Regions from separate parts of the Homo sapiens genome. Here region 2 is linked to region 1. A link is a loop called in an ENCODE intact Hi-C map of the cell type or tissue named here. Cell type or tissue: OCI-LY7. All regions are shown on one strand. Region 1 overlaps DIP2C (disco interacting protein 2 homolog C). Region 2 overlaps DIP2C (disco interacting protein 2 homolog C).

What was found. Peaks named below come from ENCODE experiments on the same cell type or tissue, not always from the same donor. Only the 100,000 strongest peaks of a DNase experiment are listed, where the experiment ranks them.
Region 2: a loop joins it to region 1, with 4 times the contacts of the local background. A loop is called at or near these places in 1 of 110 quality-filtered maps.

What each region holds. Positions count from the first base shown.
Region 1 is chr10:513,192-518,191 of GRCh38, forward strand. The region is part of intron 1 of DIP2C (disco interacting protein 2 homolog C); the gene reads right to left. Among named protein-coding and RNA genes, the nearest start is that of DIP2C-AS2, 110 kb to the right of the region's middle. RefSeq lists an enhancer at 1,324-1,824. In OCI-LY7, no CTCF peak of the experiment used is centred here; DNase peaks (open chromatin) are centred at 390, 1,010, 2,670 and 3,777; H3K4me3 peaks cover 3,142 bases; H3K27ac peaks cover 4,574 bases.
Region 2 is chr10:304,199-309,198 of GRCh38, forward strand. All of the region lies in intron 32 of DIP2C (disco interacting protein 2 homolog C), which reads right to left. Among named protein-coding and RNA genes, the nearest start is that of ZMYND11, 170 kb to the left of the region's middle. RefSeq lists enhancers at 2,949-2,998, 4,225-5,000. In OCI-LY7, no CTCF peak of the experiment used is centred here; DNase peaks (open chromatin) are centred at 2,003 and 2,903; H3K4me3 peaks cover 3,197 bases; H3K27ac peaks cover 3,846 bases.

The DNA.
Region 1 (5,000 bases):
AATTATTACATGTTTAGTCGTTCATGTTAGAATTTATGACTCGCTTTAGACAAAAGAAATAAACATAAGCTACTAAATTAATGACTTAGGGGAAAAGTTACTACAATAACTTAGAAGTCAAACTTTGCAAACTGAATTTGTTGGACCATGTAAGCCAGATGATCAGTTTTTAAAATTGTTTGTCGCGTGTTTCCCTCAAGGACGGAAGTCTCCCCTTTACTCTCATCCACTGCATGCTGCAGCCCGCACCTCTCATCCACCACAGCACACTGCGGCCCGCGCCTCTCCTCCACCGCGCCACACCACGGCCCGTGGCTCTCGTCCACCACAGCACACCGCAGCCCATGCTTCTTGTCCACCGTGCCACACCGCGGTCCACTGCGCCACACTGCAGCCTGCAATTCACCCTGTACCACGCCTTCCACACCTTACCTGAAAGTCACTAAGTATAACCAAGAAGGAAATGAAAAGTAGATAAATGACCTCCACCCCCACCCCATGTCCAGCCTGCACATGTTTAAACATTCATCAAAGTAAAACCAAAAACTCACGTTAGCTCACGATTGTAACTGGTAGAATCATGTGCATGGCAATTTTAAAAGTCTCATTAAGTAAAAACCTAATCGAACCTCTCAAGAAATACAAAGTTTATACAAAAAGACATCTGCAAACATCGACAGTGAGGAAAGGACTTCACTCACCATCCAGCCTGTCCTGGAAGCCACGGCCAAATGCCAGGTTGTATAGATCCAAAAAGCAGAAAAAACAGTGCTGAAATGTGTACAGTCTTGGCAATGTACAAATTCAGATGTAGGATGCTCAGAAACCTTGAATTTCCAATCAGAGAACAGGAACATGAGCAAGTTCCCCAGCAGTGCCCACCTTCTGCCTATAGCATGTGTAACAGGAATGCTGGCCACCTCGGGGGGACAGAGGCTTCCTGGTGCATTCGCCCTGCCAGCCGCACAGCTGGCCCCACCACAAACACCTGCTAATACTGAAGAACCACCCCCCTTCCTTGGGCTTTGCTCACTCTAGCCAGGAGAGCGTATTTACACAGTGCATTATCGACTCAGTTCTCGTTCAATACGTCAAGCTTGTTGAAGGCATGGCAACCCCACTCCTGGCCCAATTAAGTGAACTGAGCAGAACAAATGCCCCCAGTTCGACGGCACTCAGTCACAACAGCAACGGCCACCATTCACAGGGTGCTGGCTTCGTGCCGGGAACAGTTCCAGGCGTCTTCTTTGTCCGAGGAATTTACACTGCAACCCTGCAGGGCCGTTCGCAATGTTCACCAGAGGGTTCTGAGGCAGCCAAGTCCAGGCTGTCTGTGGGCCTCACCGCATGGCCGTCCGTGTCCCCCTGCAGACCAGACCTCACTCCAAGGACCGCGGGTTCCAGGGCTGCCTTGAGGCACATGCTCCCTTCGCCACCTCCTCCTGGCCCCTGACACCGACCCTCACCACTGCTGCCAACACCGTATTTCCTCATGGCTCCTGAGGGACCTGGTCTTTCTGCACGTCCCTGCTCCCTGCGTCCGGCTTGGAGGATGCCCGTATCAACGCCAACATTCACGTAATCACCACCCCCCTTCCATGGGGGGCTTTATGCCTAGGAGTCTCAATATCAGAATGTCGGATTCCTGTGCTTGGAGGATTTATTCCCACTGTGGAAGTGAAGGGGGTAAAATTCTAGGTGCCTGCAATAACCTCATTTCTGTAGCTAAGCAACTTCAGTAGTAGCAAAAAACAAGCTTTTTTTAACTTCTTTTATACAAGCTAAAAACAATTTTTACGTCCACGTTCTCATCAGCTCCCACCTGGTGAGCAGGCAGATAGTAATTTTCAGAAAAACAAATTGTTCCATAATTTTAACACTTAGTGTTATCACTATTAAGAATTATAAACGTTAATTACATAACTATCCAAAATGCCTCAGGGAAAAAAATGTCATCCAATTGGTTCTTTAAAGTGTTACAAATGCAGCTGAGTTTTAATAGTAACTTGTCCATAATTGTCAAAAGAATCTTTAAAAATCTTAATACTGAAAGAATAACCATAAATGGATATAAAATACAAAGCAGAAGAGTTAACATTTGAGGTAGATTGTGGCCTATATTTTTAACATATGCATAGTTATTTACCTAGCTGAAGTACATCCCTCTCCTCCTAGGCTCTTCCAAGCTGATTTTCAAACATAGACTGGCTTTTGGTTCATGAAGGCAGATTTAAAAGATGTCAGGATCGGGCCGGGTGCAGTGGCTCACACCTTTAATCCCAGCACTTTGGGAGGCCAAAGTGGGCCAATCACTTGAGGTAAGGAGTTCAAGACCAGCCTGGCCAATATGGCAAAACCCTGTCTCTACTAAAAATTTTTGTAATTAGCCAAGCGTGGTGGCATACACTAATAATCCCGCTACTCAAGAGGCTGAGGCAGGAAGAACTGCCTGAACCCGGGAGGCAGAGGTTGCGGTGAGCCAAGATCGCATCACTGCACTCCAGCCTGGGCAACAGAGTGAGACTGTCTCTCAAAAAAATAAAAATAAAAATAAGAAAGCCTTCAGAAAAAGCTATGAGCACCGCCCCCACCCAACCCAAGCAATCACACGGCAATGGTTATCACCTGATTTTCACACAATAGATAAAATTCTATTCTCGTCTCTAAACACTATGGTAAACACCTGCCATCAACCCACAGAAACTCCTGGGACCCAATAACACTGAACTAGCAAGATTAACAGGCCACACACGGAGAGTTTAGCTGCAGAAAGTGATGGCACTAAGAATATGTCTGTGCTCAAACCAGATTCCTTGCTTTCGGGGTGAAGGGGCTTCCCCAGGAAGATCTAGTCCAGTGGGATGGTTTCCACTTCCACGACGAGAGGAAACGAGGGGGTTTCCTGAAGCCACTGGCATGACTTGGGTCTCTGTACCTTTGTCCTCCATCCTGTTATGGGATGAGGGTGGGCTGAAGGCAGGTTCTCCCTACATCTTCCGGGCAGGAAAGATGGAGCTGACAAGCAGATGACAGCTTTTCCAAAATGTTCCCACGTTTATAACCTGTTGTTGACCTGCTTTCCCTGGAGATCAGTGAAGTGGCATCATTGATTCTCTTCCATTAGGGACAACCGGGCAGTATGGGAGGCGGGGGAGAGGAGGGGGGGGATGGGGAGGGGAAGGAGGGGATGGGGGGGAAGGGAGGGGATGGGGGGGAAGGGAGGGGATGGGGGGGAAGGGAGGGGAAAGGGGGGGAAGGGAGGGGAAAGGGGGGGAAGGGAGGGGAAAGGGGGGGAAGGGAGGGGAAAGGGGGGAAGGGAGGGGAAAGGGGGGGAAGGGAGGGGAAAGGGGGGGAAGGGAGGGGAAAGGGGGGAAGGGAGGGGAAAGGGGGGGAAGGGAGGGGAAAGGGGGGGAAGGGAGGGGAAAGGGGGGGAAGGGAGGGGAAAGGGGGGGAAGGGAGGGGAAAGGGGGGAAGGGAGGGGAAAGGGGGGGAAGGGAGGGGAAAGGGGGGGAAGGGAGGGGAAAGGGGGGGAAGGGAGGGGAAAGGGGGAGGGGGTGGGGGGGGACAGGGGGTAGGGTGGGGGGGGACAGGGGGTTGGGGGGGACGGGGTAGGGTGGGGGGGGGACAGGGGGTAGGGTGGGAGGGGGGACAGGGGGATGGGGGAGGGGGATGCGCAGGTGCCTGCTGTGCATGGAACCCAAGCCCCTCGCAGAGCTCAGGATGAACCCAGTTTCCAGGCCCGGGGCCATCATCAGCCAGGAGAGGCATCCGCGGCACTTCCCAGCAATGGCCACAGGAAGTACCAACTCAGGCCCATCAGGGGCTTCCTCACTGTGGGGGTTTTTAAAAGTAGAGCACAGAGGTTCAGGTCTAGTGGCACAGTCAAACGTTGACAGACTCCATGGAAACACGGACTTGGCCCCTCCATCCCACCAGCCTGCATGGCCGCCCCTCTCCGCTCCCATCATACACATCCCCATCCAGCCAAGCCCCTTCTCCTTTTCCCTTCTCCATTTCTCCACTGGATTCATCAAATCAAACCTTGCTGTCCTTGGCAAATGTACCATGAATTTACTTACTGCCCAGAACAAAAGCACACTTCCAGTTAACATGACACCCCCACTATGGTAGAACACAGCCCTAATTCAGACATTAGGTGAAGGAACAAGGGAGGGGAGTCGAGGGCAGTCCTGAGTCAGCAGCTGTTTTCTGGGGAAAGCCTCTGGCCCACCCAAGCCCGACGCTCCGCCCCACACTGTCCTGGTGTCTGAAAGCTCCATGAAGACAGGGTCACTCTGACCCCTTCACACCCACAACGCCGAAGAGGAGCAGGTGTTTGGGAAAAGCCTCCTGCTGGCGGTGAAGGCAAGAATAATTCCTCATGATACCCAGAATGTCAGAAGAAAAGAAGGCACCATATGGACGCCTTCCAAGTGAATTTTGGAATGATTCTACCGAATGCCATTCATCCTTTTTCAGAACAAAATCAATACCAGAAACGTGTCACCAGCAGAAAGATGGTCCCTTTGATTGACGGCTTACAAACACAAGTATGTTACACTGAATTTATCTCAAGCCACCCTCTCTGTGATAATATAAAAGGTCTCTTTATTAACAACCAGTAGCCTTTCTCATCTGGTGCTTTTTAACAAGAGGGTCCTGTAACCCTCAGGCATTGTCTAAACGTCAAATGGAAGCCTAGGATCCTCTTCTGTGCAGTTTCACCACAAAGTATTTTGACTTGAGCCAAATCATGCTATTCCTACACCTCCACAGGAAACTCAACGTTTCATCAAGGAAAGGCAGCATGATTTCTGCTAGGCAGTTTGGTGGGGTGGGCGTGGGGTTGAGGGAACATCACATGGAAAGCACACCCCGATATCACCAGCCTGACAGCCACACTGGCCAGCAAGTCCTGGTCAGCTCGGTCTCTGCACAGTCACAGGCATGAGGCCTGGAGGGCGGACACCCAGTGCTGCTGACCACCCCAAGGTCATGGC
Region 2 (5,000 bases), 210 kb before region 1:
CAACTGGCAGCAGAGGTTTATACTAGCATTGCCACAAACACATAACGCATTGCATTATGATGGCCACAACATCAATAAACTCCATTTCACAGGAATTTTTCAGCTTCATTACAGTCTTACGGAACCACTCTCATTTAGGGGACACTGTCTTGGGGACCACTGTGGTCTGTCATTGACAGAAACAGCACTATGCAGCACATGACTAATTCAGCAAAGGGACACGAGCTCCACAGACAGCCCAGCTCTCAGTCTGCTAAGACCACAGGCCATGATGAAGGGACTAAAGACCAGCTGGAGAACTCTGGCCCCCTCCCAGCAAATCCTTCTCATGTACACATGTATGTATGCACACGAATGCACACACACACACACACACTTCCACATATATGCATGTGTGTATACTTGTAACAACTCCACATACAAAATACAAGGCAATACTAAGACTCAGTGTGCATGTGCACATGCAACACACACACAATACTCACATAGCCCACACACTAGCACAAACTCATCTGCATGCACACACGTACACATGTAACATACTTACACACACATAAAACAGTACACTACACTCACACATGCAAACTCACACTTGCACACACATGCACATGGGAGTGCACTTGCATTCTTGCAAACCCTCATATACTTGTACCACATACAGGCACCCACCCATGCAACACACACATGCACACTCATACTTGCATGTACTCGTGTGCACAAATATCTGCTACATATTTGTATGCACACACACGACACGTGCAAAGCCATAAATGTGTACACATTTGAAAGTCACACAACTGCAACATACTTGCAACACACTCATGACACATATATGCACGTGTCTATACTTGCAGCACACACTACACTCATGCACATGCATGTGCAGTTGAAACACATGCAGTATTGCACACACGTACACTTGTAACACACAACAGCATATATACACAACACACTTGCACAAACTCATACTCTCATGCATATATGCACTTATACTTGTACCCACATCACACTCACCCATGCAACACATGACACAGGCAAGCTCGCACATGTACAAACTCATATTCACATGTGCAGACACTATTCACACACTTGCAAAACACACATGCATGTATGCACAGCACACTCACACATGCACTGAGACACACACACAAGGACCTGATCGGGTGAAAGGCTCCTGTTAAGCTGTTTGTCTTTGTCTCTATCTTCACTCCCTCCATTCTGCTGCTAAGTCTCAAGTTTACTGATGTACTTCTATTCTGTGGCCCCTGCTCTCAGGATCTTGATACTTGGGCTAACCAATGAGTAGGAATTAATTTAGTATCTATGCTTTTCTGGTAATACCCTTTAGTTATGACTTCAGGTTACAAGCCCGGAGGAAGCTAAGAAAGTTTTCATTCTAGGACTTTACACCAATGTAATGTTCTTAAGATGTAAAAAATTGCTAAAACTGTTCCTTTTTCTTTTGAGACAAGGTCTTGCTCCATTGCCCAGGCTGGAGTGCAGCGGTGTGATCATGGCTTACTGTAGCCTCTAACTCTCAGGATCAAGCAGTCCTCCCACCTCAGCTTTTTAAGTAGCTAGGACTATAGGCACATGCCACCACACCTAGTTCATTTTTAAAAAATGTTGTAGAGATGGAGTCTCGCTATGTTGCCCAGGCTGCCCTCAAACCTCTTGGGCTCCAGTGATTCTCCTGCCTTGGCCTCCCAAAGCACTGGGATTACCGGTGTGAGCCCATTCCCAGCCTTAAAACCGCATCTTCAAATGCAGACAAATATATATATATATATATATATTATATTTTTTTCCTATCTAAAGTCTGAAAAACTCAAGTATTCATGGAAAGACCAAATTGGAAGTCATTGAGAGACTTATGATTTCATTTTAAATGAATTACACTGTAACAAATATTTTAAAATTGAACAGTCACTTGCAAATAGTCTCAACACAATTTCATCATTTCCTTCCTGCACATGTGGGACTGTAATCTGTTCCAGAAGCAGGGAGAGTGTGTCCCCTCACTCTATGATGCAGAAATGCTCTCCATGGTGACCTGTCACAGATGCAGGCAGGTCCCACCCACCATGGCTCCAAGAATAAAAAGGGCATCAGAAACAGGGGCAGAAAACCAAGCAGAAATGGCTAATACCCCTGTTCGACAACTGACTTTCACAATGGTGGTCTTCCTCTGTAGGCCGTCTTTCTTGTGCGTGTGCACATTCATATTCTCTCTCAAGGAAATTGCATGTGCATACCAATAAGCTAACCTTCTCCAGAGTAATTAGACGATAATTGGGCAGGTGCCTTGGAGCTCGCAAGTGAGTGTGCCATTAAAGCAACAGGAACAGTAATTAATCCTGTGACAGAGCCTAATGCAGATCAAGTGAGAAAACCACCATCCCATTTTTATAGGAAGAGTAACAAGAAAGAAATAAGATCAGTGCTTTTAGTGGCTCTCATTTCACTGCCTCCCGACTGCTGGCCTTGGACTGTCGACTTTCTCACCCTCTGTGGTCAGCAGCCCTGGGCCGGTGGATCAGAAGAGGTGAGTCCTCTGTCACCATCCAGCTGCCGGAGCTCATAGTGACAGCATCTGCCCCAGTCTGGCTCTTCACAGCATTCCTTTACTTTGTCCTCACAGGTGCCTGGGAAGACTGGCTTTACTGCACCTGTTCTGAGCACCCCCAGAGCTCCTGCTGAAATGTGATTCCCAGGGTTGGAGGTGGGGCCTAATGGAGAAGTCGGAGTCATGCAGGCAGATCCGTCATGATAGATGCAGGCCTTCCCTGGGGGTGAGCAGGTTCTTGCTCTACCAGCTCCCGGGAGAGCCGGTGGCTAAAAACAGTCTGTCCCCTCCTCCCACCACGTGATCTCTGCACTTGTGGCCCCTCTTTCCCTCCACCATGAGTGAAGCTCCCTGAAGCCTGACCAGAGGCAGATGCAGGCACCACACTTCCTGTACAGCCTGCAGAACTGTGTGCCAAATACACTTCTTTTCTTTATAAATCACCAGCCTCAGGTGTTCCTTTACAGAAATGGAAACAGACTAAGGCAAGAGGGAAACTGAGGTTACAGAGTGTAATACCTCGTCCCAGAGGAGCTGACTTCTGACCTGTGTGACCCAGAGCCCCCTGCCAGTGGCTGCAGCACCAGGCATATTACATGCTGGTAAAGGTTGAAAGTGATGCTGGAGATTAAAGCTGGATGACATTTTTACCTAGGAATATTTAAGGGAGGTTTAAGGAAGGAGAGGGCTTTGGGGCTGGCTTGGAGGACTGGAGAAAAGGCCCCTGGGGCCACACTCCTTGGAGGTGGGCTGGGGGCTGCGGACTGTGAGTGGGTGGTGAGGGCATCGGAGAGCAAGACTGGGACGCCGCTGAGATTCTCTGCAGTGGGGGGGTAAGGGAGAAGGGGCCCAGCCAGACGGAGGGGACCACAGACAGACCTGGTTAGAAAGGTCAAAGAGAGAACATCGCGGAGAAAAAAACAGAAAGGAATGAGAAGAGTGAGAGCAGCCCCAGAAGCCGGGAGGGAAGGGCAGCGTGGTGTCCCACCCGAGGGCACGGGAGAAAGAGCGGCACACGGTCCATCTGGAGGGCAGCAGGGAGGGTTCAGGGGTGCCTGGGCGGGGCCCGGCACACAGTCCATCTGGAGGGCAGCAGGGAGGGTTCAGGGGTGCCTGGGCGGGGCCCGGCACACGGTCCCTCTGGAGGGCAGCAGGGAGGCTTTGGGGGTGCCTGGGCGGGGCCCGGCACACGGTCCATCTGGAGGGCAGCAGGGAGGCTTTGGGGGTGCCTGGGCGGGGCCCAGCACATGGTCCATCTGGAGGGCAGCAGGGAGGGTTCAGGGGTGCCTGGGCGGGGCCCAGCACACGGTCCATCTGGAGGGCAGCAGGGAGGCTTTGGGGGTGCCTGGGCGGGGCCCGGTGAAAGGAAGTCACTTTACAGCCAGACTTTGCTTTCCTTCTTTGTATGTAAAATGCCAGGTCTGAGTCTCATGAAGATGTCTGGCATCCGAGGAGCTCCCCTCGGCACTGCTCAAGGGTGAGAGCCTAGGCCAGCTAGCAGCGACGGTCAGCGGCGTGGGTGCCGACCAGAGGCATGCAGTGGTGTGTGGGAAAGTGAACTGCACCGCCAGCTCCTGTTCCTATGTACTCTCACTTCCATTTCAGATGCTTTCCAAAGCAGCTAGCAGCCTAGTCAGGGAAAAGGTTACGCTTTGAGGGCCAGGCCACAGACAGAACTGCATACATGTGTTATTGATGAGCTACTGCTCACTCCTTCAGGAAGTTATATAATTATGAGTTATTTTCCAAAGAATTCTTATGGGGAGTCAGGTGAATTTGTTTTAATGCCCAGAAGTGATTATTTAGAAAACTGTATGCCCAGAAACAAGTTACCTAATCTAAAACTACATTTCTGATTTTTCTAAGTGTTCCAGACTGAACTTTGTCCCTGGCAGCTGGTGGCCTTGGGGGCAGGCGTTGCCTCTGGCCCTCAGCCTGCAGGGCCTCCTGAGGGCTCCTACGTGGCCACCACTCTTCTGTGATTTTATAACTGTGCAGCCAGTGGTTCTGTCGACCAGAGGGCCTGATGGAAGAGCCACAGGGCCAGGCATGCATCTACGAGTGTGAACCGTCAGGGCGGGCGTGGCTCCTGGCCCTGGCGTGTGAGCTCTCAGCCACTGGCCGTCCCATGCAGGCTGTTGGGACACCCCTGGTCTCCCCCCACCAGATGCCAGCTGAGCCACTGCCCAACTTGTGCTGATCGAAAATGCCTCCAGGCATGTCAGACATCCCTGGGGGCACAGGCACACACAGCAACAGGTCACGGAGCGGCTGCTGACGGCGATAAGGGAAGGCACCATGTCCCACGCACTTCACCTAAGCAACAATGAACGGGCACCTCTACAGTCACCAAGTGGAAGATGATCTGTTTCAACGGGGGAAGTCTGCAGTAAAAATGACGCCTTCTTTCCTTCCTCTCTGGCATCTTAGTGGG